Linked DNA regions of Homo sapiens: region 1 is linked to region 2. The links are chromatin contacts, found by Hi-C or POLR2A ChIA-PET in ENCODE. All regions are on one chromosome and are shown on one strand. The core of a region is the stretch at or near the end of the contact, and the rest is flanking DNA. Distances in the headings are between cores, read along the strand shown.

What was found. A loop is a pair of places that touch in the nucleus more often than their neighbours do. ChIA-PET counts read pairs that join two places held with the same protein, here RNA polymerase II (POLR2A). Pooled maps may share reads with other maps.
Region 1: a loop to region 2 is called in a pooled map of posterior vena cava, with 2.0 times the contacts of the local background. The contact joins two enhancer-like sites. A Hi-C loop is called at or near these places in 26 of 168 maps with a recorded cell type or tissue (CD14-positive monocyte, Caco-2, Calu3 and 19 more), 37 of 37 single-sample maps with no recorded cell type and 34 of 50 pooled maps. POLR2A ChIA-PET finds 5 or more read pairs at or near these places in 2 of 52 experiments (PC-3 and WTC11).

The regions. Positions count from the first base shown.
Region 1 is chr11:79,500,944-79,506,830 of GRCh38, forward strand. No RefSeq gene overlaps it. Among named protein-coding and RNA genes, the nearest start is that of TENM4, 63 kb to the left of the region's middle. RefSeq lists an enhancer at 2,138-2,637. Within about 2 kb of position 2,233, at least 4 of the 41 ENCODE cell types and tissues checked have a DNase peak (open chromatin) inside an H3K27ac peak, as active enhancers do; they include ascending aorta, where a contact is called at or near this core.
Region 2 is chr11:79,408,658-79,415,112 of GRCh38, forward strand. The region is part of intron 1 of TENM4 (teneurin transmembrane protein 4); the gene reads right to left. Among named protein-coding and RNA genes, the nearest start is that of MIR708, 9.8 kb to the left of the region's middle. Within about 2 kb of position 4,759, at least 5 of the 41 ENCODE cell types and tissues checked have a DNase peak (open chromatin) inside an H3K27ac peak, as active enhancers do; they include ascending aorta, where a contact is called at or near this core.

The DNA of each region.
Region 1 (5,887 bases), core at 983-3,482, 90 kb after region 2:
AGTGAAATCAAACCAATAGAGTACTAAGAATGCTTCATGATGTCCTTCTGGTGTATAGGACAATCTTCCTGCTATTTATTCATTTTTTCATCCATCCTTTCTTCCATTTATTTATTTATTCTATCAAATACCTACTATGTGTCAGGTCCTGAGAAAGGCCCTAGTGAACAAAATTAGAGTCTTAGAAAGTCTTAGGATTAGGAGAAAATAATATATGAACAGAAAATGATAGTTCACCTTTATTATAGGCTTACTACGTATCAGGCACTATGATCAGCACTTTACCCATTTTACTTAATCCTTTTAATAACCTGGTGGTTATTGGTAGATATTACCAATAAGTGAGGTATTAGTATTCTTCCCATTTTTCAGATGAGGATACTGAGGCTTAGCAACACCCAGGCGGTCTGACTCTAGAGCCTTTGTTCTTGAATGATATTGTTGAGGTCTGGCCGCCCTGCTTCTGTTTGCTTATCTCTAGTGGGGAAAACACTGCTTCTCCTTTTTTGGAGAATGGGGAGCAGCCTGTTCCATCTTTGGCAGTGTATCAAAGGAGTGAAAAAATATATTTTAACAGCTGGCACCAGAGTTCACGGTAGAGGGAGAGTTGTATTTATTTAAGAAAATACATTGGGAGGCCACTTCCTTCGGGGGTGCAGAAGAATCTGAGGGAAAATCTGAAAGGACCAAGCTATACTGTTTTGCATAAGATTTTAGTAGGAAATTTTGGATTGGGACAGAGTAGAGGAGGATGAAGACAGAGAAGGGACTGTGCACCCTGGCAGAGCACTGGTGCCCGCGGGGGATGGTGGTAAGGGAGGATATCCCTGAACAGGACTGGCCACAGGCTTTCAAATGCTGGGGAGCCCTTTGACATTGTTCCCTTGGACATTATTTGCTTTACTGTGATGTAAACACTCTCATCACTCAGACCTCCATAAAGTATATGGCACACTGTGGGGAAAACCAAAGCTCAAGGGTCATGTCTGAAACTGGGCTAGAATGGAGCACACCTGGGGAGGAAAGGCCCCCTCAAGCACATGCCCATTAAGTGATGGCCAATCACTGCTGATCTTCCTCTGCCTGGCAAGGCAAGCAGAGCCATTGCTGGGACCGGAGGATATCAGGGCCAGCTGTGAAGTAGGGGCGTCTGGAGAGGGCTCAGGTATAAATGAGGGGCATTCAGGTCCATTTCTGTGTAGTTCCTACAGGACTAACTAATGGACTTCAGATGGCCTTTGGGTTACAGTTGTTAGGAGTAGGGCTGTCAAGTCAGAGAAACCTGGGTTTGAATCCCAGTTTGGCCATTTACGGGTGACCTTGAACAATGTACTTAACCTGCCTGTACCTCTGCTTTCTTCATCTACAACATGGAGATGACCTTTCCTACTTTGAGTGGTTATTTAGAGAACCGAATGGATGTAAAATGTTTAACACAATGGCTGGCAAAATAATCAAATGATGATTGTTGTTACAACTAACTCCAGTGGTGGAGTGCTAATGGCATAGGCTTTTTACTTGGTAGGATCAGGGATCGAAATCCATTTTCGCTACTTACTAGGTCTGTCTACCTGAGCATGTGACTAAACTCTGGCTGTTAGCAAAATGGGGAAATAAGACCTACCTGGAAGGGCTGAGGTGAGGATTAAATGAGAGAACAGAACATACCTAACACTCTTCCAGGTACACAGTAGATATCCAATGATCAGGGCCAAGTCTAATCCATAGAGTACCTTTTGTGAATTAGGTAAAGTTACCCCTTCTTTTAAGCGACCCAGTTTGCAGGTTTCAGCCTCACTTACCACCCTGGCCTGGGTACCTTGGTGATGTGCACAACATGCACATCTATAGGACATGGCCTACCAGTGATGGGTGGCTGGTAGGACCGTGCTAATTAGCATTCTCCTGCCTCTGACTTGTCCGCTTTGTTCTGGCTTAAGACTGTTCTTGGTTTGGAAGAAAGCACCTAGGCTCCTTAATTTTCTCTCTTCTGGCCCCAGCTCCCTTTCTTCTTGTGACCTGGTTTCTCCACCCATCTCCCCCACTTCCACCCCCAGTCTTCTTACAGACAGGATGCTGGCCAACCTCTGGCTGTGCAGCTGGCCTGGAGACCACTCAGCTGGGAGCTGGATCAGTGGCCTCCCTCGTGACTCGCAGGCTCAGCCTGGGTTCTGGAACAGCCTCTGCCGAGATAATCTGTGCTTTAATTGCCAATGGCAGTCAGAAGGAAGCTGATGATCACCGCCCATAAAGGGCGAGAGTCTTTGGTGGGGAACTCCGCTGGCTGCAGAGCCATTGCAGGCTATTTTTAGTGCTTGGCCATAGAAGTGCAAGGAGAAAATGCCAAGCTGGAAGGCAGCCTTACCACAGAGGACTGGGCTCCCAGGGGGCTGTCTGTGACTTTCAACCCCAGCCCTTTGTGCTTCCTTTCCCTTCATGGTGAGGATTCCAGGCATTGCTGATAGCAGCAGCCATCCCTCTCCTGGAAGCTAAAAAAGCCTGGGAAGGACAGCAGTCACTGGTTCCTGGGCTGGCTGCATGAGCTGGTGTTTAACCCGCTGGCAATTCTTAGCACCAGGGAACTCAGCTCTCGTGGTGTTCCCATTTTATAAATGAGGACAGTGGGCCTCAGAGGTATGAAATAACTTTCTTAAGGTCATTATTCCAGTAAGTTCTCATCACAGTTGTCTTTGTCATTGCTTCCTTAGGAGCATCTGTTCAGCAGAGTGGTGGAAAAGTGCAACCAGAGTCCCTGCGTTTGCCTCCCAGCCTCTCACTAGTTGTGTGATCTTGGACAAATTACTTACCCTCTCTGAGTCCCAGTTTCCCATCTGTAAAGTAGGGGTAAGGAAAGTGCCACCACATAACGGTTGACAATTAAGTGAGAAAAAAACCTGGAAGACGCTTATAAATGTGCTTGACCTGTAGGAAGTACTCAATCAACGTCAGCTGATGATGTTCTGCTGCTGGGCCATCTGCTGACTCTTGGCAGGCATCTTAGCTAACCCCACAACAACTCAGCGAGGCATTATCAGCCCCATTTTTCAGATGGGGAAACTGAGTCCCAGAGAGATGAATTGAATTCCTAAGGGCACATGGCTAGGAAGGGCAGGAGGTGGACCTCGAACCCAGGGCTCTGACCTTCCAGGTCCAAGATCTTTCTCCCATGTAAGCTGGCGTTTCCTGTGTGCTGTGCCCCTTGGAAATCTGAGCAGAGGGAACAGGTGTAGGTGTCGAGAAGGTGATAAAGACAAGGTGAGGGTGTATGTGTAACATGTTAGAAAGTTTGGTGGGCACGAAAAGAAAAACAGCTCTGACCCAGTGCTCACGTTAGCAAAGATCTAGCTCCTCTCTCCTTCCTCATGGCTTCCAGGGTGTCCTTGAGACAAATTATGTAAGAAGGAGCCTCAGAGTCATCTTGAGTGACCTCCCCTGAGGTCCTACATGAGATTACTCTCCAGTCCTGCCATAATCAGTGGCATGGCTGTGTGAAACCCAGAGGGTGTCCCTTCAGGGTTAGGTTTGCTAGAATCAATATGGCCTCTATAGTCTGGTGTTGGGGTAGGTCTCCCTCAGCCTGGCCTGCTTTTCTCTGTCCTTGACCATTCTGTCTTCCAAATAACTCTTCTATGTACTCTTTCCTCTCCAGCCCACTGCCATCACCCTGATTTCAACCTTCTTTCCCCAGCAGGACCATTGCCACAGCCCTCTAATTGGTCTAGGCCCCATCTCCAATCCACAGGGGCTGCCTGAGAGGGTGGCCTTCTCAAATGTGAATTTCATGGGGTCACTTCCCTTCTTACATCCTTATGAGCTTCCCAGGGCCAGAAAGATCAACCTTTTGAGCTTCTAGCTCCCCCACCCCAAATACCCCAGGGGTGAAGCCCAACAGTTCTCAAAGGTGTGTCCCTAGAAAATATGCCTTTAGATTCTTAGTAGGTGGGGGCAGCATTCCGTGGGGAAATTATTATGGGAAAAATACTGAATGAGGTTCAGCAGGTTTATTTGTTGTGGGACTTCTTAGAACTTCTATTATGCTAACTTCTGATACAAAAGCGTTCCAGTTAACCACAGGCAAGGCTGCCTGGAAAACAGTAAGTACCAAAGGTGCTGAATGAGAAGGAAAAAAAAGGAAACAGTATGGACTCCTAGTTTGAGCAACAGCTGACACTAACATAGCACTTACTTCTGTTGTGTGCTTTGTTTCTGTTGACTCATTTAGTCCCCATAGTTCTAGGAGGCAGGCACTATCATTATCCTCATTTTGTGGATGGGGAAACTGAAGCACAGAGAAGTTAAGCGGGTTACCTAGGTTCACCAAGCTAGTTAGCAGTGGAGCTAAGATTCCAACCCAGACATTCTGGCTCTGAAATCTGCACTCATAGCCACTACACTAGAGCCACACTTTGAGGACTCCATATGTACCTGGCATTGTGATAAGCACCCTATATGCATTATTTCCTTGATCCTCACAACAACCCCACACTTATTATCTTCATCCTTTTTGTTAGGGAAACAGAAATACAGTGCACATTGAGCTAAGAGGTGCCTAAGCTGAGGTTTGAACCCAGGTCTTTCTGTGATTTGTGAATCTCCAGCCTGTCTTGTTCTGAACAGAATAAGGGAGTCCTTTACCAAGGGGCATCTTGCAGTGTGTAAAATATACACTAGAAAAGCTTCCTTAGCTATCTGGAAATAGTCACTGCCAAATTATATCATCCTGTTTCCCGACGCCAGGACTTTGCTTGTACTGTTCCCTTGGCCTGGAGTGCCATCTTCCTGCTCAGTCCTCCGAACACCAAGGAAGAACTAAAATAAGGTCCCATCTCTTTAGTTTTCCCAGACTTTCCCCTTTCAAGCAGCTGTTCCCTATCTGTGCTTGCATGGCACTCTATGAAAAAATTATGCACCAATGGTCTGCTACAGTATAGATTCTTTCATTTATTCATTCTCTCCCTCATTCATTCGTTCATGCATTTACTTAACAAGTATTTATTGAGCATCTCCTAAGTACCAGCATTGTTTTAGGTCCTAGGGATACAGCAGTGAAGAAAACAGACACAAATGTAGACCCTCATGGAACTTACACTGTAGTGGGAGAAAAGGGATAATTAAATAAGTGAACAAATATAACATTTTTGAAGGTGAAGGGGGATAGGGAGGGATTGATTAAGAAAGGGTTGCACTTTTAAATAGAGAGTTAGATAGCCTGGTGTGGTGGTATGCTCCTGTAATCCCAGCTACTCAGGAAGCTGAGGCAAGAGAATATCTTGAACCTGGAGGCAGAGGCTGCAGTCAGCCAAGGTTGTGCTACTGCACTCCAGCCTGGGTGACAGAGCGAGACTGTCTCAAATAAAAAAATAAATAAATAAATAAATAAATAAATAAATAAATAAATAAATAAGGGGTTAGAGAAGGCCAACCTGAGGTTGTGACCTTTGAGCAAGGACCCAAAGGAACTGGCACGTTCCCAGGTCAGGGTGGAGCCACCTTGGCTGCCTTGGGGCGAGTGAGGAGAGAGTAGCTGCAGATGCTCAACAAAGGTTTCTTTCTTTCTTTCTTTCTTTTTCTTGAGATGGAGTTTCACTCTTATTGCCCCGGCTGGAGTGCAATGGTGCGATTTTGGCTCACTACAACCTCCACCTCCCAGGTTCAAGCGATTCTCCTGCCTCCGCCACCCAAGTAGCTGGGATTACAGACATGCACAACCACACCCAGCTAATTTTGTATTTTTAGTAGAGCGGAGTTTCTCCATGTTGGTCAGGCTGGTCTCGAACTCCCGACTGTTAAGGACAAACTGCCCCAAAAAGCTTCTTGGTACCGCCGACACTCCCTGCAAACCTCTCCTTGCTGCCCACCCTTCCCCCAAGCCTCTTTACATTTCTAA
Region 2 (6,455 bases), core at 3,509-6,008:
GGAGATGGAAAGGAAGAAAATTGCATTTTGGGGGATTGTGATATTTCCTCCCAATAAGTTTGTCTTTTTTATGCATAAAGATGTTAGAAAATGGTGGCTGATGAAAAAGGAAGGCATATGCAGTGGAAACCCATCAAAGCCAAATGCCAGGAGTTGAGAAGGGCAGCTCTTTTCCCAGCACCCATCAGGTGGTACAGAAGGACTTGTAGGCAAAATTAGAGGTGCTTGATGGGATCTGGGCTCAGTGGAAGCTCATAGCAGAATTAATAATTATCACATAACAATATAATTGCATGGCCTTTTTAAGGCACTTTACTGTTGAATGGAATAAATAAGAAGTATTAAGTTCTCCTTTTGGTCTTCCTTTGCCTGAATTATAAAGTGTTGTCTATGAGGGATATTTTGTGTGTGTGTGTGTGTGTGTGTGTGTGTGTGTGTGTGTGTGCGCGCGCGCGCGTGCGTGCACGCGCACGCACATGCGTGAGAGTTAGTGGTTTTAGAATAAGCTGTAGAGATAAATTTTGTTGTGAGCTTCTCTTCCAGAAAAAAAAAAAAAGATTATACTAAGGAATAGAAATTGGCATTGGAGCTAAAAATAGCTGTGTGGTAGAGTGGTGGGAACACTTGGGCACATTTTAGAGCTGTTTAGGAGTGTTTAAAGCATTTAAAGGTAGATTCTGGGGCATAGAGCAGGACTGAAATCATCTGATGAGGCATACATTTCTAAGGCTATTCACAGGTTCATAAGAGTGAGGCATATTTGTGTGACCCAGTGGAGAAGGGTTAAAATGGAATGAGGGGCGGCAGGAATCCAGCGTGGCTAGGGAATTTCACCAGCTGCGCCTTTGCTGATGCACTTTAACTCTTGGAGCTGCAGGTTCCCATGAAGGAGGGTGGAAGAATAGCCCCCCCGGAACCATTCTGGCTGCTCCATAGCTGCCCCCTCTAGTCCAGGTCTCAGCTCAAATGCAGTCTGCCTGACCACGCACACCAGCTGTAGCAGACACTACGGATGCCCTCAACCCACCTGCAGCCTCCATAGACTGCTTCCACTCCATAAATGCTTCCTAACTCAAGTCAGACACATATTTCTCTGCTTTGGGACTCTCTGGAGGTGGAGGCTCCACAACCAATGAGGAACATCTGTAGGTGGATACATACCCCAGCTTTCTTGGCCCCTGATGGAACAATAGTCCAGCAAATGTGTCAGTGTCCCTCTGAGGGTCCCAGCAGGAATGAGCTCTAGTTGCCCACAGTGGTAACCTAATCATTAAATTACCCTCTGTTTACAGGGGTATCCAATCTTTTGGCTTCCTTGAGCCACACTGGAAGAAGAACTGTCTTGGGCCACACATAAAATACACTAAAATGATAGCTGATGATCTAGAAAAAAAATAGCAAAAAAACCCATAGTTTTTAAAAAGTTTACGAATTTGTGTTGGGCCGCATTCAAAACCATTCTGGGCTTCATGGAGCCTGCAGGCTGCGGGTTGGACAAGCTTGCTCTATTAGCTTCCCTTCCTTTCCCATTTCACTTCCTTACTTTCTCAGCAGGCTTCCTGGAATCACCTTGCAAATTGTTACCTACACTCAAATCCTTTTCTCAGGGCTTTAGGAAGAACCCAAACTAAGACAATATCTAAGGTCCCCAGCACCTCTCCAGTGCTCCATCATACCACACTGTTTAATTTCCTCTCTGATCACTTTCTGAACTTACTTGTTTCCTCTTCTCAGTTCTCCACAAGGGCAGAGAGACTGGTTCTACTGCATCCCCATCACCTAGAACTGTGCCTGACTGGGGCTCAATACATATTAACTGACTAAATGACCACTTTGAAATGGCTTCCTCCTACAATTGTTTCTATAAACAGGAATTACACTATTATCACTTGATATCAACTCCATCTTTTTCCCAGAATATAGTCCTGTCCTAACACATATGTATGAACAGGCAGAGAAGTGTATATGAAAAGAGTTTTGGAATTCAAAGAGCTGTGACTTTGGGCAATTTATTTGCCTTCTCTGACCTTTCCTGAGGCCATCTCAAAATTAGGAATAGTATTGCCTGCCTGATGGGTTTACAGTGAAGGCTAGGAGCTTAGGAGATGTGAAGTGCCTGGTACGTGGTAGGCATTTAATAAGTGTGAGTTTCTTGCTTGCCCGTTTCTTTCACTTACCTTCTCTCTAAACCTCCATAGTAAGTCCTGTACTCTACAGGGAGGGTTCTTTGAGAACCTTTCTCCATGTCGGGCCTACCTCTGTCCTTGTTAATCATCCCTGTGCCCCTCTACACACACATACACACACACACACATACAAACACACACTCAAGTGGATATGGTCACTCATTACAGGGCCAGCACCCATATTCTCTACTAGCTTGTACTTTCTGCTTCCATGTGGTAGATCCTGGCCCTTCTATCCAGGCTACTTGGCCATTTCACAGATAGGAAAAGTGAGGCTCAGAGAGGGTAAGTTTAAAGCTTCTGGGCTAGTAGGACACACAGACTGCCTGACTCCTGAACCCTTGATCTTCCCCAGGCCATGGTATTTTCATTAGGCTCCCTAGAAATCTAGAGGCCACAGTGGCTGTGACTGAGTATTGTCCTAAAAGCCTGCTGAGATGTGTAGCAATATAAACCCTTGTGCTAAATGGCTCTCCCCTTGCTTTTGTTTGATGATAACTAATACAATGCCCTAGGCACTATCCCACACAAACTCTTCCAGGGGGTATTATTAGCCCATTTTACAGTTGAGAAAACTGAGACTCAGAACATGATAGAAGCGATTTGCTCTCCAGCGTGAAGCAAGTAAGCAGTAGAAGCAAGAATCAGGACTAGGTCTGTAAAGCCTATGCTGCACTTAGGCTACACCACCCTCCTGGCCTTGCGCTGCAGCCTTCCTCTCTTCCCCCTTGTCATTTATTGCATCTTCTTGGTGCTCTTCTGCTACAGCCCTTCTCCCTCCAGTCTTTCTTTCCACCAAAAGCTGGAAAGAGGGACATCCAACAGATTGCAAGCTCCTTGAGGTTTTGGGGTTTTTGGTTTTTGGTTTCCTCTATCTCATCTCCAGGCACAGTTGTAAGCTCAGGAAGAATTTGTTCAATGGAAGTGATCAAAGCCTTAACAGAGTGGATGGGATGTTTCACTTCTCTTCCAACTCTAGAAGGCTACTCCTCTGATAGTCCTATTTCAGCTCTGTCAATGTGTGAAGACAAGTATTGGGCAGCAATTCAAACCACTGAACAACATTATTAAACATCAACAAATGCTCATCTTCAAGAGGAAATTCTATGGTAGTGGGAGCCGATATTCCTGACTCCAGCTTCACAAAGGAGTCTAGCAGAGCACTGATGCTTGGCTCAGCCACAACCACAGAGCTGCACTGGCTCAGCCTTCCTGTTAGAAGTCAGGCCCTGGTGGCCAGGCCTGGCATGGACTGGGTGCCACCACCAGGACAGCTCAGGAGCCCTCCCGAACACCCCAAGAGGACACAGCCTTCCCAGCTCTGCTAGCAAGTTAGCCGGTTGGTAAAGCCCAAGAGCATTCTCAAGAAGCATCCGCATCACTGAAAGCCTGCCACGTAAGGATAACCAACAGGCTGTGAGATGTCAGGCCCCAGGAATGGCAAAGATGGCCAGCTCCCTCATGATGGCCCAGCTGGGTGACAGACCCTCTGTTGTCTGTAAGCCCAGGACAGCCTTAGCGACAGCCCTCGTAAGACAGTTGGGGTCCACCAGTTACCAAGTGATTTCCCTGACTTTGGAACACCCAACCCCATTCCACACAGAGTGAGGTGGCTAACAGTAGACTCTAGAGCTGAATTATCTGGAATCAAGTCCCAGCTCCAACTTACTACCCATGTGACCTTGGATAAGTCACCTAACCTGTCTATGCTTTGGTTTCCTCACATACGAGGTAGGAAAAGTAACAGTCCTTACTTCCTAGGTTTGTAAGAAAATTAAATTCATTATTTATAAAGTGATTAAAACAGCACTATGGCATAAAAATACTTTATAAATATGTATCAAATAAATACTCATCCCATCTCCCAGTAACTTCCAACTACTAACCTCTTGGAAAACACTCCTGATTATCATGTTTTCGTGCATGCATCCATTCATTCATTTATTTTTTCTTCTCCTATCTGCTCCCATAACATTCTGTCTTACAACTCTGGATCACTGCAGCCTATTCCATGAGCATCTTCTTTGCACCACAGCCAGGCACTGTGTCAGTATTAAGAATGGAACTAGACAACACTCAGTCCAGAAAGGAAGGCAGACACAGATATGAGTCACTACATAACAAAGGCAAGGGCAGGTGCTAGAGGCACCCATGGTGGGTACCTTTGTGAAGCATTAGTTACAGCATGTCCTAATGATGTGGTAATAACTAAAGGCCATCAAATCAGGCTACTGCAAATAAAAACCTATTTATTTATGTCCACAAGGGCAGGTTCATTTTCAAAGGGCTGTAACCAAAAAATAGAATGAGAATCAGAAAATGAAGTCAGAGTAAAAACACACATTCTGGGCACCTTGTGTTCCAAATCTGCCCTCATTTCATCACATAGGATTCCCAAATCTCCCAGCAATTGTCCCCAGTTCCCAAGGTGTCTACAGGCTCACACTCCAGGCTGCGCACCACTCCTTTGGGAAAACTCCCTGCTTCCTAAGAAGCTGGCTGTGGACTGCAGGTTTCAGCTCCTTGGACTCCATAGCCTTTTCCAGCAAGAAGCTAGGCAGCTCTGCCTTTCCCTTTCCCCGCCTCCCTGGCACGCTCCATCCTGACACAGAGAGTCCAGCTCCTCCTACTGATTGGTCAGCAGACATGAGAGAGAAGACACAAGGTTCCCATGAGACCTTCACGGCCAGCCCCTAACAGCTGCCTCAGCTGGAGAGGGTTGTTTCACTCTAATTTGCAGATGATTCTAGCTCATGAAAACTGCTTATTAGGAATGTTGGTTCAACATACCAACCAAATGTAATGCATAAATCTTGTTTGTATCCTAGTTTAGGAGAAAAAAAAAGCCATAAAAACATTTTTGAACAATTGGGGCAATCTGAATATGGATTAGAAGTTAGATGATAACTGTAAATTATTATTACTTTTCTTAGGAATAAACATCATATTGTGGTTATGTAGAAGAATGTCCTTGCTTTTAGAAGTGGCATGCTAAAGTATGTAAAAAAGAATCATGTCTGCAAAAAAAAGGAGAAAAATATATATCTACACATATGCATGCACACACTGATAAGTCATAGACGGCAAATATTTTAAGAAAAAGAAAGATCAATTCCTTGTGGCTCTGCATGGAGCTTATTCATGTACCCTATATTAAGAACAGAAAAAAAAAGAGTAACAGAAACACAAGATACGTATAATTTATCTCTATACCTCAAAATTCAACTTGACTTTGCTCTCAAAGGGAGACAGATCCCTTGGTCCTGCCCTGCAACTCCACTCACACACACATGAACACATATACACACATGTGTACACACACACACACACACACACACACGCACACAAACATGCACATGCACGCACTGGAAAAGCACTTCCTTCAAAGTCAAAGCCCTAAGAGACATCCCAGAATAGCTGGCCTGGAATAGTAAAAAGAGCTTTCGACTCTGCACTGGAAGACCTGGATTCAACCTCTGCTGCACAGTAGCTGGTGATCTTGAGAAGCCACTGAACTAACCTGAGTCTCACTTTCCACACTGTGACAAGGGACTGTAATCATCCTGCCTCCCAATCCCAGAGTATTGGTCCAAGGACCAGAAGAAAGAGTGGCTATAGAGATGCCATCTGAATATGCCTTATTACTGCCTATGCTGACAAGTAAAACATGCCAACTCAAACTCGAGAAGGGTATCAACCTGCTGCCGAAAGCTTCTTCTGTGCCAGTCTTCTGGAATTGGGCCTCTAAGAGTGGACTGTTCCAAGTTGCTGGCCACTGGAAACAGATGTAACTCTTTGAGCCCTATATGTTATGGCAGAAGCAAAAAAAACACAACTTGCTTTTTCATTTTTTTAAAACAGTAATTCCCAAAGCTGTCTTATATAAATGGATCTGAAACACAGATCACAGAGAGAGGGGCTGAGCAGAGACATGGAACCCAACCAAGCAGCCCTGCCTGAATCATGGGCAAAAAATGTCAAAACCTTGGCCGGGTGCCTCCTGAGCTCCTTGAACCTAAAACTCGGGCAGAAAACCTCATTCATTCAGAATCCATTAATTCTGATCATTTAGACACGGCCTCAGCTGACCTTGCCACCGTTCTATCTGTGGAAAGCGGCCTGGCTTAGGGGAGAGGCCTCGTGGTGCAGGGGCAAGCATGCTGACTGGGGCCAGGAGGCCGGTTCCCTCTTCACCCCACCACTTTGCAGCCCTGGACAAGGCACCTTTCTTCCTCAGCCTCTGTTTCCATGTCTGTAAGATGACAGGGT